Linked DNA regions of Homo sapiens: region 1 is linked to region 2. Evidence: read pairs that join two places in POLR2A ChIA-PET (ENCODE). Cell type or tissue: endothelial cell of umbilical vein. All regions are shown on one strand. Links, peaks and the distances in the headings refer to the core of each region. The heading gives the core; the rest is flanking DNA. Region 1 overlaps IRAK2 (interleukin 1 receptor associated kinase 2). Region 2 overlaps JAGN1 (jagunal vesicle mediated transporter 1).

What was found. Peaks named below come from ENCODE experiments on the same cell type or tissue, not always from the same donor. Only the 100,000 strongest peaks of a DNase experiment are listed, where the experiment ranks them.
Region 1: POLR2A ChIA-PET joins it to region 2 with 7 read pairs; 4 of 35 experiments call an interaction of 5 or more read pairs at or near these places.

What each region holds. Positions count from the first base shown.
Region 1 is chr3:10,177,519-10,190,773 of GRCh38, forward strand. It overlaps IRAK2 (interleukin 1 receptor associated kinase 2), which reads left to right. Exons shown (of 13, transcript NM_001570.4): 2 at 320-502. Among named protein-coding and RNA genes, the nearest start is that of IRAK2, 19 kb to the left of the region's middle. RefSeq lists enhancers at 7,828-8,328, 8,329-8,829, 12,085-12,164. In endothelial cell of umbilical vein, for the core only: no CTCF peak of the experiment used is centred there; no DNase peak of the experiment used is centred there.
Region 2 is chr3:9,893,213-9,900,722 of GRCh38, forward strand. It overlaps JAGN1 (jagunal vesicle mediated transporter 1), which reads left to right. Exons shown (of 2, transcript NM_032492.4): 2 at 1-1,137. The coding sequence ends at 165. Among named protein-coding and RNA genes, the nearest start is that of IL17RE, 5.9 kb to the right of the region's middle. RefSeq lists a silencer at 4,693-4,987 and an enhancer at 4,693-4,987. In endothelial cell of umbilical vein, for the core only: no CTCF peak of the experiment used is centred there; a DNase peak (open chromatin) is centred at 1,199; H3K27ac peaks cover 631 bases.

The DNA.
Region 1 (13,255 bases), core at 6,183-8,682, 290 kb after region 2:
AGGCAGAGCTAGTACCCACTGAGGCTCCCACGGGCGCAGTGACTGCCCCAGGCATAGCAGCAGCCAATGCTCAAGGCTTTGACCCTCCTGTCCCGTGGTCTTTCTCCTAAGTCATATGTACTGGACCCCATGGGTGCCCAGCAGAGTCAGCGTTGTAACTTGGGCCACCTGTGGACCTCAGCTAATGGTGGTGTTTCCAGTGTGGAGGCGGTGGTTGGGGAGGATGTCCTGGAAAAGCCCAGCTAGGGGCTAGTGTGGGGACCTGTCCTAGAGGGACTGCCTCTCTGACTCTAAGCAGAGTTCTCTCCGTCCCTTCCAGCCTCCTACGTGATCACAGACCTGACCCAGCTGCGGAAGATCAAGTCCATGGAGCGGGTGCAGGGTGTGAGCATCACGCGGGAGCTGCTGTGGTGGTGGGGCATGCGGCAGGCCACCGTCCAGCAACTTGTGGACCTCCTGTGCCGCCTGGAGCTCTACCGGGCTGCCCAGATCATCCTGAACTGTGAGTAACTCAGGGCCCTCCTTGAGTGGGGCCCATCACGCTCCTGAGCAGTTTCCATCCGTGTGAGTTGCACTCTCTGGCCTTAATACTTTTTTCCTCTTTTAATTAAAAAATTTAATGAGTGAGTTTACCATGCACATAAGAAACTGGTAACAGGCCAGGTGCGGTGGCTCACGCCTGTAATCCCAGCACTTCCGGAGGCTGAGGTAGGTGAATCACCTGAAGTCAGGAGTTTGAGACTGGCCTGGCTAACATGGTGAAAACCCGTCTCTACTAAAAATACAAAATTAGCTGGGCTTGGTGGCCTGCGCCTGTAATCCCAGCTACTCAGGAGGCTGAGGCAGGAGAATCGCTTGAACCTGGGAGGCGGAGGTTGCAGTGAGCCAGGATTGCACCACTGCACTCCAGCCTGGGTGACAGTGAGACTCTGTCTCCAAAAGAAAAAAAAAAAAGAAACAAAAAAAAGAAACTGGTAACAGTGGTTACCTGTGGGGAGAGGAACTGGGCTGCCAGAGAACACAGTATTGGAGGGAGACTTTACTGTAAATTATTTCATACCTTTTAAATTTGGGCTATCTGTTCCAAAAATAAATACATTAATTAATTTAAAAAACCCCAATAGCTATAACAAAAATTCAAAAAAGCATGCAGCAAAAATGATTCATATTGCTTCTTTTCCCCACTTTACATCCCAAGAAGTAATGATTGGTAAAAATTTCTGGCTTGTCTTACTAGAAATTTTCTCTGCATGGGCAAGGGTATTATATATCTGCAATTCCTTTTTTAAAAACTTTTTTTTTGAGACAGGGTCGTGCTCTGCTGCCCAGGCTGGAGAGCAATAGTGTGATCAAAGCTCACTGCAGCCTTGATGTCCTGGGCTCAAGTGTCCTCCTGCCTCAACTTCCTGAGTAATTGGGACTATAGGCACATGCCACCATGCCTGACTAATTTTTCATTTTTTTGTAGAGATCCAGGCTGGTCTTGAACTCCTGGTCTCAAGTGATCCTCCTGCCTTGGCCTCCCAAAGTGCTGGGATTGCAGGCATGAGTCACATCACCCTGCCTGCAACCCCCTTTTGATACAGCTAGTAGCACATCATGTATTGTGAATTTTTTTTCACCTAGCAAAGACCTTGGGGACTTTTCATATTGACACATTCTTTCTAATAGCTACATTGTATTCCTTTGACAGATGCTCTATGATTTGTTTGCCCCTATTGAGATGTGTTTATGTTCCTTCTAGCATTTTTCAGTTGTTTTTTTTTTTTTTGAGATGAAGTTTCACTCTGTCTCCCAGGCTGGAGAGCAGTGGCACGATCTTGGCTCACCACAACCTCCACCTCCCATGTTCAAGAGATTCTCCTGCCTCAGCCTCCCAAGTAGCTGTGATTACAGGTGCCCACTACCACATCCAGCTAATTTTTTTTTTTTTTATATGAAGTCTCTCTCTGTTGCCCAGGCTGGAGTGCAGTGGTGAGATCTCGGCTCATTGCAGCCTCTGCCTCCTGGGTTCAAGTGATTCTCCTGCCTCAGCTTCCTGAGTAGCTGGGACCACAGATACCCACCACCATGCCCGGCTAATTTTTGTATTTTTAGTATAGACGGGGTTTCACTGTGTTGGCCAAGCTGGTCTCAAACTCCTGACCTCAAATGATCCACCTGCCTTGGCCTTCCAAAGTGCTGGGATTATAGGTGTGAGCCACCGTGCCCAGTCAACTTTTTGTAGTTTTAGTAGAGACAGGGTTTCACTATGTTGACCAGGCTGATCTCCAACTTCCAACCTCAGGTGATCTGCCCACCTTGGCCTCCCAAAGTGCTGGGATTACAGGTGTGAGCCACCATGCCCAGCCATTTTTCTATTCTGTATAGTGTCATGATACACTTAGATGTATAGAGCCTGTTTTGCACACATGTAAGTGTAGCCATGGGATGGCTTTCTATTATAGTATTGGAATGTCTGGGTTGAAGGTTTTTGCATTTTAAGTGTTGATTGATATTTAGTATTAACAAATTACCCTCCTCTGAGAGAACAGGATCATGTGTGATGGGGACATATTTAGCTGGTAATACCTCCCTACCCTGAAGGGTGGCTGTGAAGTCGAAGAGAATAAGTGCCTGATGTTCAGCTGGTGCTCAGCAGAAGGCAGTGGGGATGGGGGGTCTGGTTACCCCCACCCCTCCTCACATCCCCAAAGAGACCCCCTCAGCGTAGGGCAGGGAGCCAGTCTTCTGCATGTACTTAACTGAGCACCTGCCTGGTTCTGCCCTAGGTTCTGGAATACAGCACAGGCAATGTGACAGGTCCTCCGCCCTCATGAGGACACAGTCTTGTGAGGAGACAGTTAATGCATAGGAAAACTAGTACAGAAATGGGCAGGCAGGATACAGTGACCAGATAGGGGAGCCTCCTAGGACAGGGGGTCAAGGAAGGCCAGTGTGAGGATGTGAACCTAGAGGAATAGGAAGAAGACAGCCACATGACGCATTGGGTAAGAGCTCAGGAGAGAGGGGCCAGCATGTGCAAGGGCCCTGAGGAGCCAGTGGTGGGAGCCCCAGACACCTGGGGAGGAGCTGTCCTGTCTGGGGTTCCTGAGCTGGGAACCACCTGGCTGGACCATCAGACCAGATTCAGCACCTGCCTATCCCTCAGGTCTTCTGGAGTCATTGAGGGCTTCCAGGAGGGGGGACTGGGAGCAAAGGCCTGAGGGTGGGGGCCTAGAGAGTACCACCCTCTGAGATAAACCAGGAGAGCAGGGGATGCTGTGGTGGACGTGCAGGTGGAGAGATCTAGAGCTACAGCCCAGGCTGGGCTTTTGGGGGCATTGTGGGGCAGACCACACCAGTCACGGGGAGGCCAGTGGGGCAGCGAGAACATCTCCTCCCTTCAGCTGGCAAGCAACTTTCCAGGCCCTCCTGTCTGGGGTCGGGAATGGGGCGATCTGGCTACCAATGGGAGTGATGTTCCAGCACAGGACGGTGGCTGGGCCTGCTTCTGCACAGGCTGGACCCTGACTCCTCTGTGTGCCCCCAGCAGCATAGTGGTGGCTCCTCTTGAGTCATGGTCCTCCCCATCCCCTGGACTTCTGTCTCCACCCCTGCTGGCTGCCTCCCTAAGCACACCTTCCTCCTCAGAGTGGAGAGGGTCAGCTAGCTGCCCAGGCCACAGCCTCCCCATTCCTGGAACCCACCTGAAACCCCTCCCTGCCCGGTGCTCCTGAGCCGCTGCCGTTCCTCTCCTTACATTCCCCCTGCGAAAGTTGTCAGAATCAATATGGAGTGACTTTGTGTTAAAAAAAAAAATAACCCTTGGCTGGGCATGGTGGCTCACGCGTGTAATCCCATCACTTTGGGAGGCCGAGGCGGGTAGATCACCTGAGGTCAGGAGTTTGAAACCAGTCAGACCAACATGGTGAAACCCTGTTTCTACTAAAAATACAAAAAAATTAGCTGGGCTCCTGTAGTCCCAGCTACTCATGAGGCTGAGGCAGGAGAATTGCTTGAACCTGGGAGGCGGAGGTTGCAGTGAGGGGAGATTGCACACTGCACTCCAGCCTGGGTGACAGAGCGAGACTCCATTTCAAAAATAAATAACCCTGACAAATAGAACTAGGGAAGGCCATGAAGGGAGGACTGTCATGCATAAATGCCCAACAACAATAACTGTCACGGAAGACTCTACAAAAACCACAACCTTGCATAAAGACCATTGTAACCACACACAAAAAATACTTCTGCGAGGACATCTGCCCAGCAAATGCCTATCCGACCCTGGAGACTGGAATCACTCTTGTTATTCAAGGATAGTTATCTCAAAACAGTTATGTAATCCTCTTCACTTTTCCTTTGAAAAACCTCCCTGGATACACACTTAGTTTACTATGGCACGTGTACTCTCATTCCAATGCCCTATTCCTGAGTAAGCATCATTTTCTTTTTTTTCTTTTTCTTTTCTTTTTTTTTTTTTTTGAGATGGAGTCTTGCTCTGTCACCCAGGCTGGAGTGCAGTGGCGCAATCTTGGCTCACCGCAACCTCTGCCTCCCAGGTTCAAGCGATTCTCTTCCCTCAGCCTCCCAAGTAGCTGGGACTACAGGCACCTGCCACCACACCTGGCTAATTTTTGTATTTTCAGTAGAGACGGGGGTTTCACCATATTGGCCAGGCTGGTCTCGAACTCCTGACCCGAGGTGATCCACCGGCCTTGGCCTCCCAAAGTGCTGGGATTACAGGTGTGAGCCACTGTGCCCAGCTACATCATTTTCTTTTTTTCTTTTTTTTTTTTTGGGACAGAGTCTCACTCTGTCGCCCAGCCTGGAGTGCGGTGGCACGATCTCGGCTCACTGCAAGCTCCGCCTCCCAGGTTCATGCCATTCTCCTGCCTCAGCCTCCCGAGTAGGTGGGACTACAGGTGCCCGCCACCACGCCCGGCTAATTTTTTGTATTTTAGTTAGAGACGGGGTTTCACCTGTTAGCCAGGATGGTCTCGATCTCCTGACCACGTGATCCGCCCGCCTCGGCCTCCCAAAGTGCTGGGATTACAGGCGTGAGCCACTGCGCCCGGCCTTGTATTTTTAGTAGAGATGGGGTTTCGCCATGTTGGCTAGGCTAGTCTCAAACTCCTGACCTCAGGTGATCTGCCCGCCTCAGCCTCCCAAAGTGCTGGGATTACAGGCTGAGCCACTGCGCCAGGCCCTTTATTTTTTTAATTTTAATTTTTTGTTATCTCTATAGTAGTTCAAACAGATGCCCACTAATTTGTTTTTTTTTTTTTGAGACGGAGTCTCTTTCTGTCACTGAGGCTGGAGTGCAGTAGTGCGATCTCAGCTTACTGCAACCTCTGCTTCTGGAGTTCAAGTGGTTCTCCTGCCTCAGCCTCCCAAGTAGCTAGGATTATAGGTGTGCCCCGCTGCATCTGGTTAAGTTTTTGAATTTTTAATAGAGATGGGGTTTCACCATGTTGGCCAGGCTATTCTTGAACTCCTGGCCTCAAGTGATCTGCCCACCTCGGCCTTCCAAAGTGCCAGGATTACAGCCGTGAGCCACCGCGCCTGGCTGGATGCCCACCACCTCTTAAAGGGTGTTAATGATAAATTTGAAGAAAACAGTACTTGAAAGCCCCACACACCAGAAGTCCTGGACATGAAGTGGCTTCCTGAGGGACTTACCTCTCCAGGGGATGTGCCTGGATGTGACTGTGGCCTTTTGAAGGCCATGCTTGAACTCAGTGGTACGACAGGGGCCCACTGGGGGCCATATCCCTGCACAGTCTCTTGAAATGTGAACTGCAGTGGCTGCCTGGTCTGAATGGGTAGAGGGCTGGCTCTGTGGGTCTCTGTTCCTTGATATTTCCTCAGCCTTAGTTGCCAAGGCCGTAGTTATTTAATTTGTCAAACACTGAATACTCTAAGAATTAGAATGGGCCGGGCGCAGTGGCTCAAGCCTGTAATCCCAACACTTTGGGAGGCCGAGGCGGGCAGATCACAAGGTCAGGAGATCGAGACCATCCTGGCTAACACAGTGAAACCCTGCCTCTACTAAAACAAACAAACAAAAATTAGCCTGGCGTGGTTGCGGGTGCCTGTAGTCCCAGCTACTCAGGAGGCTGAGGCAGGAGAGTGGTGGGAACCCGGGAGGCGGAGCTTGCAGTGAGCCAAGATGGCACCACTGCACTCCAGCCTGGCGGCAGAGCGAGACTCCGTCTCAAAATAAATAAATAAATAAATAAATAAGAGAATTAGAATAAATCAGTACAGAAGGCTTAGAACAGAAAGCAGCTACCCATTCCTTGCCCTAGCAAATCTGCTGGCCAGAGTCAGCCCCTTTTTCCTCTTTTAGCCATCCATGTCTTGGGCTCCTCTATTAGCCTTCCAGGTTCACTACTGTAAAACAAGCGCAGACCACAGTGGCTGAGAAAAGACAGGCGTTCGTTTCCCTCTCCTGTGACTGCCAGGCTGCCCCGGGCTCAAGTGGCAGCTCCGTGGTTTTGTGGCCCAGGCTCTTTCTTCTTTACTGTTCTGCCAGTGTGGACACAAGACTTCTCACATCTGAGATGGCCCCTCTGTGCCCCTACATGCACATCGCAGACAGCAAGAAGGGAAAAAGAGGAAAAAGGTGGGTACACTCCACTTCTTTTAAGGACATGACCAGGAAGTTGCTCACCTACTTTCCCTCATAAGCTATTGGCCAAACCTGGTCACAGAACCACACCTGCTTGCAAGGGAGGCTGGGAAATGTAATCTTTGGTTGCAAGGTTTTATGTGCAACTAAAGCTTCTAGTACTCTAGAAAAGGAGGCAATCAGTATTGGAGGGACCATTAGCAGTTTCTGCCACGGTCCATTTTGGCCACCCAGATATCTGTATACACCTGTCTTGACCTGCATAAAACATCTGCTTTCCACAAGGGAGATAGGCCTGGGGGCCTAATCAGTCACTTCCTTTAGGGCAAATCTGGTATGTGTGGGTGATGTGTAGCCTTCTCTAATGGCCCCAGTGACCCAGGGCCTCTCAACCAAAGAGAAGCTGTCTGCATCCCCTTCCCCCAGCACACCCAAATTCCATGGTGGAATTTGAACAGGAAGCCACAATAAAAAACTCCTACTTGAGATGAGAAACACGAGGTAGTTACTTGTCTATAGCAGTCAACAAATCTGGCAGAGGAGCAATTGTAAAACTCCCTTCCCTGTTTTTTTGTGGAGTTTTTGTGTGTTTTTTTTTTTTTTTTTTTTTTTTGAGACGGAGCCTTGCTCTGTCGCCCAGGCTGGAGTGCAGTGGCGCGATCTCGGCTCACTGCAAGCTCCGCCTCCCAGGTTCACGCCATTCTCTTGCCTCAGCCTCCCGAGTAGCTGGGACTACAGGCGCCCGCCACCATGCCCGGCTATTTTTTTATTTTTTTTTATTTTTAGTAGAGACGGGGTTTCACCGTGTTAGCCAGGGTGATCTCCTGACCTCGTGATCCGCCCGCCTTGGCCTCCCAAAGTGCTGGGATTACAGGCGTGAGCCCCTGCGCCGGGCCAAAACTCCATTCCCAGGTAAAGGAGTAAGTTCTTTGCTTGGCCCATCTGGCAGCCCTTGGTTCTCAGTGATCTGTGATTCGCGAAGCATCCTAAGCATCAGTATCACCTGGGAACTTGTTAGAAACGCAAATTATTGGGCCCCACCTCATCTGCTGATTCGGAAACTCTAGTGGTGAGGCCCAGCAGTCTGGCTTAAGTTCCCCAGATGATTCTGATGCACCTTGAAGTTTAAGAACCACTGCTCGGCCCGGCGCGGTGGCTCATGCATGTAATCCCAGCACTTTGGGAGGCCCAGGCAGGCGGATCACCTGAGGTCGGGAGTTCGGGACCAGCCTGACCAACATGGAGAAACCCTGTCTCTACTAAAAACACAAAATTAGCCGGGCGTGGTGGTGCATGCCTGTAATCCCAGCTACTCAGGAAGGCTGAGGCAGGCGAATCGCTTGAACCTGGGAAGCAGAGATTGTGGTGAGCCAAGATCGCACCATTGTACTCCAGCCTGGGCAACAAGAGTGAAACTCCGTCTCAAAAAAAAAAAAAAAAAAAAAGAACCACTGCTCTGGCTGGGCGCGGTGGCTCACACCTGTAATCCCAACACTTTGTGAGGCTGAGGTGGGTGGATCACTTGAGGTCAGGAGTTCAAGACCAGCCTGGCCAACATGGTGAAACATCGTCTCTACTAAAAATACAAAAATTAGGCCAGGCGTGGTGGCTCAGGCCTGTGATCTCAGCTACTTGGGAGGCTGACGCAGGAGAATTGCTTGAACCTGGGAGGTGGAGGTTTGCAGTGAGCTGAGATTGTGCCACTGCACTCCATCCTGGGCGACAGACTACACTCCGTCTCAAAAATAAATAAAAATGGAAATACAAAAATTAGCCAGAGGTGGCGGTGGGCACGTGTAATCCCAGCTACTCGGGAGGCTGAGGCAAGAGAATCTCTTGAACCAGGAGGCAGAGATTGTTGGGAGGCAGAGATTGCAATGAGCCAAGATTGTGCCACTGCACTTCAGCCTGGGTGACAGAGCAAGACTCCGTCTCAACAACAACAACAACAACAACAAAACACTGCTCTGATACCTGGTCCTCCGTGATTTCTGGGAAGTGGAGCTTCCACGTTCATTATTCTCTGTGGCCTTATCTGAAACGGAACTGGAAAGAATGTGCTTTTATTTAGGGCTCCTTGGCTTTCACAAACCACCTCCTGCTGGTGTGGGTTTGGGGACTTGAGTGGAGCTGTAGGAGTCAAATAATCTCCAGCTTTTATCAGATTCAGCTGTGGTTTCTTTGGCAACACAGTTCTGTCAAAAAACTAGAAGCTTCTGCTCTCTTGGCTTCTAATCAGTTCTGCTGTGGTAATCACAGCCGAAGATCCAGCCTAGACACATCTTAATTCTCAGCCCTGAAGTGTTTGGTCTGTTATTTCCTGGCTTCTGCGCTTAGCCTCGCCTCCTCACCCCCCAATTTAATGTGCTTACCTGGAGCTTCCCTTGAAGCCACCTGAAACAGTAAGTTGGATGGGAAGGCAGGACTCTTAATTTGACTTTTGCCTTTGAGCTCTCTGTATTTGGCAGAGAACCTCTTCTGAGGGTCAGTAGTAGAACTCAGAAAGGTGGAGCAGAGATTAGATTATTAGAAAGGTTAGTACCACAGTCTTCCCTGCTGCTGAGGCAGACTCTTGAGATCCCCCAAGATGGGGATTCTTGTTGACTTGGATTGTTAGCTACAGGCTGGGTCTTTGTTTTCTTTCTTTCCTTTTTTTTTTTTTTTTTTTTTAAATAGAGACAGAATCTCGCTTTGTTGCCCAGGCTGGAATGCAGTGGGGCAGTGGTACAATCTTAGCTTACTGCTGTTTTGAACTCTTGTGCTCAAACAGTCCTCTTGCTTCAGCCTCCCAAGTAGCTAGGACTATAAGTGCAAACCACCATGCCCAGCTAACTTTTTTTTTTTTTTTCAGATTTTGGAATTTTTGCATTATATCCTTAGTGGCTGAGCATCCCTAATTCGAAAATCCAGTATCTGAAGTGCATTTCTTTTGAGTGTCATGTTGTTGCTCAAGAAGTTTTGGATGTTGGAGCATTTTGGATTTCAGGTTTTCAGATTAGGGTGACTCCAACTGTTATCACTATTTTCAGTCCCTCTATAGGTTGGCTTTGCAGTGTTAACAAATGTACTTACATTTCTTCCATAAGCTATAGGCAATGTCTCCCGATGCCCCATTTTGTAAAATGAAGCCCTTTTTATCCTCTCCTCTCCACTTTCACTTCCCATCTTCTGGCAAAGACTAGTTGAAAAATAGTCCTCTGTGAATGTTGTGACCTCTGAGCCTCCAGGAAAGAACTGGGTCTTGGATGAAGATTCACCCTCTGGGTCAGACAGGAAGGCGGAATACTGCCTTTGTGTCCTAATTGAAAGCTGCCTCATTGTCATGTGGAGAGTACTACATGCACAGGGCATCTGCAGTAGCAGATCATGGTCTAGAGTAGCATTTCCCACACCATGTGCCTCAGAAGACTGGTCCAGCAAGATACCCTGCTGCAAACAAAAGGGTTCATGAATAACTAAACTCGGGAAACCCCGCATACTTTATCACTGCCTCTGCCTTTGGAGATTTACAATGCATACCAACTGTGAAGGCTCTGATACGTCCTGCAGCAAAGAAACTTATTTAGGCTATTGTTTCCCATTCATATTTGACCATGGTACTCCTTTTCATTTGATACTGATATGCCCATGAGATCAATATACTTTGTGAGTCACTGCTCTGGGGAAATGGTGACCATGGTGAGGGTGCTGGGCATCTCAGGGAAGCCCCATGATGGAGAACCTAGGGGGTCAGAGGCAGTACTTGTATGTTCAGACCAGCATCCAGTGTGAGAAGAGTCTGTTTCTGGGGCTAGGGTCCGCCATCACCCTGGGGCTTAACGATGAGAGGCCTACTCCAGAGAGGGATTTTTCCAGATGACCAGGCTTAGGAGGGGACTGTGGGCCGGGCTCCAGACCTTATATACTGGCATCTTAGGGGCTTAAGAGCAGGAATTGAGGCAGAAGTGAGTATCCCAGCTGTGGCTCCCAGGCAAAGGAGAATCCACTATAATCAATGCTGAGCTCTAGAGCTGATTAAGTGCCACCAAAGGCTGGGTTAGGTGCTGAGCCTGTAGATGGTGGGGAGCAGATGGCTCTGGCTCTGAGGGTGGAGTCTGGAAACTGGGTGCACTGGCCTGTGAGGTGAAATTCTCCCTCTGCCCTGCCACAGGGATTTAGATATGCAGGAGCTGGACAAGAGAGTTAATAAGGAACTAAAAATACATTTTTTGTCTTTTTGAGATGGAGTCTCACGCTGTCACCTGGGCTGGAGTGCCATGGCTCGATCTCGGCTCACTGCAACCTCCGCCTCCCGGGTTCAAGCGATCCTTGTGCCTCAACCTCTGAGTAGCTGGGATTACAGGCATGCACTACCACGCCTGGCTAATTTTTGTAATTTTATTTATTTATTTATGTATTTATTTATTTTTGAAATGGAGTTTCGCTCTTGTTGCCCAGGCTGGAGTGCAATAGCGCAATCTCGGCTCACCACAACCTCTGCCTCCCGGGTTCAAGCGATTCTCCTGCCTGAGCCTCCCGAGTAGCTGGGATTACAGGCATGCGCCACCACGCCCGGCTTATTTTGTATTTTTAGTAGAGACAGGGTTTCTCCATGTTGGTCAGGCTGGTCTCAAACTCCCGACCTCAGGTGATCCCCCTGCCTTGGCCTCCCAAAGTGCTGGGATTACGGGTGTGAACCACTGTGCCTGGCCTAATTTTTGTATTTTTAGTAGAGACAGGGTTTTGCCGTGTTGGCCAGGCTGGTCTTGAATCCCTGACCTCAGTGATCCACCCGCCTTGGCCTCCCAAAATATTGGGATTATAGGCATGAGCCACTGCGCCTGGCCTAAAAATACATTTGCTGAGTGCCTACTGTGCGCTAGATGCTGGGGATGCAACCATGAAAACACAGCCAAGGTCTCAGGCCTCATGGAGCTTACAGTCCAGTGGGAGATGAATTATAAGAAGCTAACACACAGATGCATGTCACCCACTGCAGTATGAGTGCTCAAAGGATAAATGTAGGTCAGGTGGGGAGGGCAGGTAGGAGAGTGCAAGATGAGAGGATTTGATCTCATCAGGGGAAGTTTCTCTGAGGCAGTGAAACTTGAGCCTCCTCCGTAAGGAATAGTGGACCAAGAAGTGAAGGACGACACACACATATCTAGCCGGGGGGAGCAGCATGTACAAAGGCCTGGGGGTGGGCTGAGGCTGGGGACAGGGCAGGGTCAGGCCACCCAGTGCCATGCAGGCTACCGCCAAGAGTTTGCTTTCACCGGAGAGTGAAGGGAAGACGTTGGAGGGCTTCCACCTGGGAGTATCCCCTGTTTTGGCCACTATATGGACTGGGGGGCTGGGCCTGTGAGGTTCCAGATGTCAACTGAGTAGGACAGGAAGACACTTCAGGAATCCGAAGGGATTTGGGAAGTGACCAAGGTTTTCTCTTCCCATCTGTTGCTACTATCTACCTGAAGTCTTGAGTTTCACAATTTTCATGCAGTTTCTTCTTGGTTGTGCAACTCTTGACAGTTTCTAACTTTGGGTTTGGCATCTCGGCCAGAGTCATTTCCTTCCTGGAGCTGGGCTCTCATTGAGTGGAAAATTTGGGGCTGCTATGTAAAATGAAACAGAAGAGAATGAACCCTTCCTCTCCGGAAGGGGCCGGGCTGTGCCAGGTCCAGACAGGGCTTGTGTGTCTGCTCTCTTGGAAGGCTGCCCTGCCTCCGCCCCTTTCCAGCTGCTAGGGCACAACAGAACATGCCTACATCCAGACCCTGCCCACTGCAGACTTGCCACTGGAGGCGACACTGTTTTGGGCCAAAACCACAGGCCAGGGGTCAGAGCACCTGGGTTCTAGTAATAGCTTGTGTTTAGCACCTGATATGTGCCAGGTAAGCATCTTTTCTCACAACTCTTATTATCCCTATTTTATAGAAGAGGAAACTGAGGCTCAGAGATTAAGTAATTTCCCAAGGCCACATAGCCCATAGTGATGAGGCCAACATGGGAATTCAGGTCTGCCTGACCTTACCCGCTTCTTGGTAGGTTACTAGATTGCATCATCACTTGCCCCATCTGGAAAATGGGTAAAGACATTGCCCTATCTACTTTTCTTGTAGACTGGGAAGGTTCAAAGCATACGAGATGGTGAGGTTTTCTTTGTTTCTTTTTTTTTTTTTTTTTGTGAGACAGAGTCTCACTCTGTTGTCCAGGCTGAAGTGCAGTGGCATGAGCTTGGCTCACTGCAACCTCTGCCTCGTGGACTCAAGCAATTATCCTGCCTCAGCCTCCCGAGTAGCTGGGACTACTGGCGCCCACCACCACGCCCAGCTAGAGGTTTTCTTAAAGTTAATTGCTGAGTGGCTAAGGACAGGTCACTTGACCTTTTCCTTCCATGCATTCATTATTCCATTGGAAAAAAGCAAGGCTTTAATCACTGTTGGTCTCTTGAGAGTGGTGTTAGAATGAACAGAGTGTGGAATGCCTCTAAGCCAGTCCCCAGTGTTTCAGAGAGGAAGGGTAAGAGCTAGGGTGAAGTGAACCATCCTTTATTGAACTCCTGCTAGATGCTTAGCTCTTACAACTAGTCTCCTCCAGTTGCAAGTTTTGGACACATACTCAGATGATGCATTAGCCAGGATAGGCTTGGTTATGCTGCGG
Region 2 (7,510 bases), core at 1-2,500:
TACCGCCATGGCAAGGCCTACCGTTTCCTCTTTGGTTTTTCTGCCGTTTCCATCATGTACCTGGTGTTGGTGTTGGCAGTGCAAGTGCATGCCTGGCAGTTGTACTACAGCAAGAAGCTCCTAGACTCTTGGTTCACCAGCACACAGGAGAAGAAGCATAAATGAAGCCTCTTTGGGGTGAAGCCTGGACATCCCATCGAATGAAAGGACACTAGTACAGCGGTTCCAAAATCCCTTCTGGTGATTTTAGCAGCTGTGATGTTGGTACCTGGTGCAGACCAGGCCAAAGTTCTGGAAAGCTCCTTTTGCCATCTGCTGAGGTGGCAAAACTATAATTTATTCCTGGTTGGCTAGAACTGGGTGACCAACAGCTATGAAACAAATTTCAGCTGTTTGAAGTTGAACTTTGAGGTTTTTCTTTAAGAATGAGCTTCGTCCTTGCCTCTACTCGGTCATTCTCCCCATTTCCATCCATTACCCCTTAGCCATTGAGACTAAAGGAAATAGGGAATAAATCAAATTACTTCATCTCTAGGTCACGGGTCAGGAAACATTTGGGCAGCTGCTCCCTTGGCAGGCTGTGGTCTCCTCTGCAAAGCATTTTAATTAAAAACCTCAATAAAGATGGCCCTGCCCACACTGTGCCTTGTGTTTGGGGCTTGATAGAGTGTGAAAGGTGTGTTGCTTGAAAGGTGTGGCCTTAGACACTAGGAGATGATGGGTAGAAGCTCCTTGAGAAACCTAGCAGTGGCCATAGAGAAGTAGACTGGGTATGGGGAACCTAAGTCATAGTTGTAACCTACAGCTGATTGGTAAGAACTATGGGCCAGACATTTAATCTCTCCATCTATGAAATAGTCCATTCTCATTTATCTACCTTAGGTTATGGGCTCTTCTTTTAGTTGGATATTCACATTTATCTTTCAGTGTTAACTGGGTATCAGTTATGAGTCTACTACTGTATAATGGCATCCAAAAGAATTTTAAAGTACCTCGGTTTATAGGGATTTACAATTCAGTAGAAACTTGTTATTCATGTGAAACAGTGAACATAATATCTAATGATGTGGAGCAAGTACATTAAAAACAGGAAGGAAGAGATCTGTGATTAAACTAAAGGCCCTTTCACACCTAAAATTCTGGCAGTATTTATTGCATGAAAGATAATGTGTCTCTTTGCACTTGATTTTATTGTCTCTGGATGATGCCCAGATCTGTAACTGCAGAGCTCTGCCCTCTCCAGAGATGTAGTCATTATTTTGTTCTAGAAACATTGTGTATGTAGTTAGTCATTACTGAGTCACTTTTTTTTTTTTTTTTTTTTTAATTGAGACGGAGTCTTGCTCTGTCGCCCAGGCTGGAGTGCAGTGGCACGATCTCGGCTCACTGCAAGCTCTGCCTCCCGGGTTCACACCATTCTGCCTCAACCTCCCAAGTAGCTGGGACTACAGGTGCCCACCACCACGCCCGGCTAATTTTTGTATTTTTAGTAGAGACGGGGTTTCATCGTGTTAGCTAGGATGCTCTCGATCTCCTGACCTCATGATCCGCCCTCCTCAACCTCCCAAAGTGCTGGGATTACAGGCGTAAGCCACCGTGCCTGGCCTTTTTTTTTTTTTTTTTTTTTTTTTTTAAAGGCAGTGTTTCATTTCCCTCACCCAGGCTGGAATGCAGTAGCGCCATCTTGGCTCGCCTCTACCTACCAGGCTCAAGTGATTCTCCTGCCTCAGCCTCTCAAAGTGCTTGTGTTACAGGTGTGAGCCATCGCGCCTGGCTGGCAGTACTTACAACTCTAAAACCTCTTCCTCTAGATGTCCTAATTATCATCTCAAAATAAGTATGTCCCAAACAGACCTTTGTGTTTCTGCCTCATACCCATTCCTCTTCCTGCATCCCTTTGTTCAAGTGAGTATATACCAAGAGTACAGCTCTGGATTATCTGTTCCATGATCATTAAGTCCCTACTATGATCTTTGTTGCAACTTAAATGCCTTAAGCTCTGAGGTTTCCAAAGTGGTCCCAATCCACCAGTCCTGCATTATCTCCCAATACCCCTAGTCTCATGCTGTCTTAGTCAACTAAACCTCTTATGGATCCCCATGTAGGTTTCGTGGTTTCCCAGTTTCCTTTGCTTAAAAATTTCCCTTTTCTATTTTTATACTGCTTTATTAATTATCCTTTAAGGCCCAGTTAATATGGCAATTCTTGAGCTTTCTGGTTCCTTCAATTCAAGGAACATGAATTCCTTCTCTGAGTTCTTATTTTACTGCTTTTAGGTGCTGCACAGGAGGTGTGAAAAACATGCAATTCTTTTTATTTATTTTTTTTATTTTTATTTTTTTTGAGACAAGGTCTTACTCTGTCGCCCAGGCTGGAGTGCAGTGGCATGATCTTGGCTCACTACAACCTCCGCCTCCCGGGTTCAAGCGATTCTCTTGCCTCAGCCTCCCTAGTAGCTGGGATTACAGGCGCCTGCCGCCGCGCCCGGCCTAATTTTTTTTTTTTTTAAACAGAGTCTTGCCCTGTTCCCTAGGCTGAAGTGCAGTGGCTCGATCTGGGCTCATTGCAGCTTTCCCTCCCAGGTTCAAGCGATTCTCCTGACTCAGCCTCCTGAGTAGCTGGGATTACAGGCATGTGACACTATGCCTGGCTAATTTTTGTATTCTTAATAGAGACAGGGTCTCACTATGTTGGCCAGACTGGTCTTGAACTCCTGACCTCAGATGATCATCCTGCTTTGGCCTCCCAAAGTGCTGGGATTACAGATGTGAGTTACTGTGCCCAGCCTCACATGGAATTATTGACAGGATTATTGTAAACTAAAGTCGGGGTGTATTTCACAGAGGATAGAACCAAACTGAAGTAGAGAGAAAATTTGGAGAGCAGTAGTAGATGGAAATGTATGGATAATGGAGTTAGTATGTGCACCAGACACAGATTGCTCGTTTTTAAAGAATTGGGATGCAAATAGTTTGAAATTTCTTTGGTTATTGGAATGGCACTTTATGGACTTAGAGTACTATCAAAGACCCATTATGAAAATTATTGTCAACAATGTAAACAAACCAAAACCATTTGGTTTATGTTAGTTTTCTGCTTGTTAGGTTGTCGGAATTTTGCTTTTGTGGACCTTTCCTATCACCTTTTCCTGCCTCATGGTTGTAGTGTTCCAGAAGCAAACAAGATTCCCTTGTTGAATCTTGATTTAGTAGAAAGAACATTATTTGAATCAGAAGATATGTTCAAGTACCAATGCACCTACCAATTATAGGACTAAAATCAACCCTCCCTATTTCACAGATTGTTCTAAAGATCAAATAATGTGGCTGGGCGCAGTGGCTCATACCTGTAATCTCAGCACTTTGGGAGGCCGAGGCAGGCGAATCACCTGAGGTCAGGAGTTTGAGACCAGTCTAGCCAACATGGTGAAACCCCGTCTCCACTAAAAATACAAATGGGCATGGTGGTGGGTGCCTGTACTTCCAGCTACTTGGGATGGTGTCCTAAGAGGATGGGCCAGAAGACCTGGGTTCCCCTCCCTGCCAATTATTCCTCTCTGAGCCTCGCTTTTCTCCTCTGGAGACTCACCGCTATGTCTTCCTGGCCTCTTCTGCCAGAACACACTACTTGGGGAGATCAGAGGGTTTCTGGACCCTGTAGTTCACAGAAGGTACTAAACTTAGCAGTGTGTTCACAGAAGGTACTAAACTTGGGAGGCTGGGGCAGGAGAATCGCTTGAACCCAGGAGGCTAAGGTTGTGGTGAGCCGAGATCGCGCCACTGCACTCCAGCCTGAGTGACACAATGAGACTCTGTCTCAAAAAAAAAAAAAGTTGAAATATTGTGAAACTGCTTTATGAACTATGTATCATTATATAAATATGAAAGATGGTTATTTCCTGATCTTTACAGGAGGAGAGAATGTAGGAGTTGAAGGGACTATTAGAGATAATCCAGGCCATGAGAAAGGCAATGTGGTATAATGGAATGAACAGTGTTTTTTGTTTTGTTTTGTTTTGTTTTGTTTTTGAGACTCACTCTGTCGCCTAGGCTGCAGTGCAGTGGTGCAATCTCAGCTCACTGCAACCTTTGCTCACACCCGGTTAATTTTTGTATTTTTGTAGAGACAGGGTTTCACCATGTTGGCCAGGTCTCGAACTCCTGACCTCAAGTGATCTACCCACCTCGGCCTCCCAAAGTGCTAGGATTACAGGCATGAGCCACCATGCCCAGCCAACAGTTTCTTACATTAGACAGACATAGGTGGGAATTCCAGCCAGGCATTTTACTAACTTTTGCCTTGTGCAAGATACCTGAGCCTCTGTTCTTGATCTGACACATGGGCATCATTTTAGCTACCCCCAGGATTGTTGGGAGGCTTAGATAATATGTATGGACAGGCTACATAGTAGGGGTTTAATAAGTAACAGAATGCCTTCCCTTGTTGAGCAGTGTTGGCTTCCTCGCTGAGATTGGGAGTCTCTACCTCTCAGCAATAATTTCTTGCCTCAGAATTCTGGAGGTTGATCCTTCTGGAAGAGCAGATGTAAAGAAGGGATACTCGCCCACTGTTGGTGTACATTGATCTAATTGGTGGGCCTTCCTGCCCAGGGTTCCCTATCAGTGAGCAGAGTTGCCCCAGTAGACGTTAGGAATTGGCCATTACAGGAAGAACCTGGAGCTACTGTTCCATGGTCTGACCAGAGTTCATGCACAGATAAGGCGGTGACAAGAAAAATGGCTGCCCAAGGTCCCTACAGTGCACTCTAAGCATGTGCAGGGGCCTGCCAGGACTTCCTGAGCTCCTGGCTTTGTTCCCAAGTAAAGGCTATTAATCATTAATCATGAAGTCTTGGTCAGCTCATTTTGACACAAACCACAGATGAGACAGGCCTTAGCCACCTGCCAAGAAGACAGGGCCTCTGTGCTGAAGCCCTACAACACACCTTTGTTGCTTTACTCCAATTGGCCACCTCCTATTCCAGCCACAGTTACTCCTCCCTTGTTGACACTTGCCAAACAATCCCAACTCTCCTACAAGTCTAACCACTGGTAACATTATTATAAGATCTACTTTCCTTTCTTTCCAACACTTTCATTTCTTTCTTTACATTGTTAACCCTGCCAATTGTATCACACTGCTAAGTTTAGTAACTTCTGTGAACTACAGGGTCCAGAAACCCTCTGATCTCCCCAAGTAGTGTGTTCTGGCAGAAAAGGCCAGGAAGACATAGCGGTGAGTCTCCAGAGGAGAAAAGCGAGGCTCAGAGAGGAAAAATTGGCAGGGAGGGGAACCCAGGTCTTCTGGCCCATCCTCTTAGGACACCATCTCCTAGGCCTCATATTTCTGAAGTTCTCACAGTGCTGCGGTGTTTAGCGCTCTGATCTATTGGCAAGCGGACTGGTAGACTTGGCAGCCCTTTTCCCCCTCTGACTCCAGGGAGAGTACCTGCATGCCTTCTGGGGGCTTCCCCCAGCTCAGGTGTGAAGTGTGATTGTGTGTGTGTGCATGTGTGTGTATGAGACAGAGAAAGGGGATGTGTGTGCACAAGGTGCATGTCAGCAGCACTCACAGGCTTCCTGCCAGCTCTGGAAGGGACATTTTTTGCCCCTCACAGTGTCCTCTTGCAGGTAGGATGCCTGGAGAGACGGGAGCAGGTGGGGAGGGTCAGAGGAATGGCTTTTCCAATCTCACTCAGACCTAAAACTCATTCTGGCTTTACTTTACTGTGACGCAAGCTGCCTGAGCTGGCCAGGCACCAAATAGGAGGGGGCAATGTGGGGTGAGGGCAAGGGTGGGGAGGAACTCAGAGCGTAAGCGTAGGAGAGAGATCAGCAAGTGAGGGGCTGACTTCAGCTCTTAGGTGTGTGTGCTTGGACTTTACCTAATCTTCCTGAGTGTTTTGCAGTCTGTAAAATGGGGTAATAAGACTGTGAACTCAAGGGTTGTAGTACAAATAAAATAAACTGGGCAAAATGCATGACTCAGAGCCTGATAGTAGGATTTCAGCAAATGTTGATCCCATCCCTCCCCTTCCTTAGGTTGTGCCAGAATTCACCCCTGTGCTTCTTACCTTAAATACTTTTTGGAACAGTCTCTACAATAAATAAGTAAACCAGCAAGACAATAAATAAAATGCACACGTCCTTTTCTTTTTCCCCCTTTCTTCCTCACCTTTATTCCTTTTACTTTTCCAGCGGGTCCTGGAATGCTGTTTTTCTTCCCTTTCTTCCCTCTTTCCCTCTCTTCTCTCCTCCCATCCTCCTTCCCTCCCTTCCTCTCTTCCTCCGTCCCTTCCTCCCTCCCTCCCTTCTTTCCTCCCTTCCTCCTTCCCTCCCTGCTGCCTTCTCTCCCTCCCTCCTTTCTTCCCTCCCTCCCTTCTTTCCTTCCTTCCTTTTTTTCCCTTCCTCTCTTCCTTCTTATCTCCATTTCTTTTCTGCTTCTCCTCCCATACCTTAACCAGAAGCAATTAACCAATATTTTCTCTGTGAGAGATCAGAAGATAAGGGTAAAGAAGAAGGATTGTTTTGGAATAGAACCAAGTTTCTCACTTCATGCCTCCAGCATTAGAAAACTCATTATTTGGGCCGGGCGCAGTGGCTCACGCCTGTAATCCCAGCACTTTGGGAGGCCGAGGTGGGCGGATCACAAGGTCAGCAGATTGAGACCATCCTGGCTAACACGGTGAAACCCCCTCTCTACTAAAAACGCAAAAAATTAGCCGGGTGAGGTGGCGGGTGCCTGTAGTCCCAGCTGCTCGGGAGGCTGAGGCAAGAGAATGGCGTGAACCTGGGAGGCGGAGCTTGCAGTGAGCCGAGATCGCACCACTGCACTCCAGCCTGGGCAACAGAGCAAGACTCCGTCTCAAAAAAAAAAAAAGAAAACTCATTATTGGCCAGACACAGTGGCTCACACCTGTAATCCTAGCACCTTGGGAAGCTGAGGCAGGATAACTGCTAGAGGCCAGGAGTTTGAGACCAGCTTGAGCACCATAGCCAGACCCTATATGTAGCCAGGCAAAATGGTGTGTGCCTGTGAAGGGAGGATTCACTTGAGTCCAGGAGGTTGAGGCTGCAGTAAGTGGTGATTGCGCCATTGTCCTCCAGCTTGGGTGATAGAGTGAGACTCTGTCTCAAAAAAAAAAAAAGAAAAGAAAGAAACCTCATATTTATATAGCTCTAAACCACTGTGAGTTAGGTAGAATTTGGGGGAAGGCTCTCTAACCTATTCTTAGTATGGCCAGACCACCCTTTCCTCCTTTCAGATCTTACTGTTTTGTTTGCAGAGATGGACTTCAAGGCCAAAAGGCATACTGTGTTAGGGTCTGTGTCAGGCAGCCCCTTTTGGGTTCCAAGAGCAGAGGAAGATGAGGCTGTGTGAGGGAAGACCATAGGATGATAGAGAATTGGTACCGGGCACAGTGGCTCATGCCCATAATCCTAGCACTTTGGAAGGTTGAAGCAGGTGGATCACTTGAGGCCAAGAGTTCAAGACCAGCCTGGCCAATGTG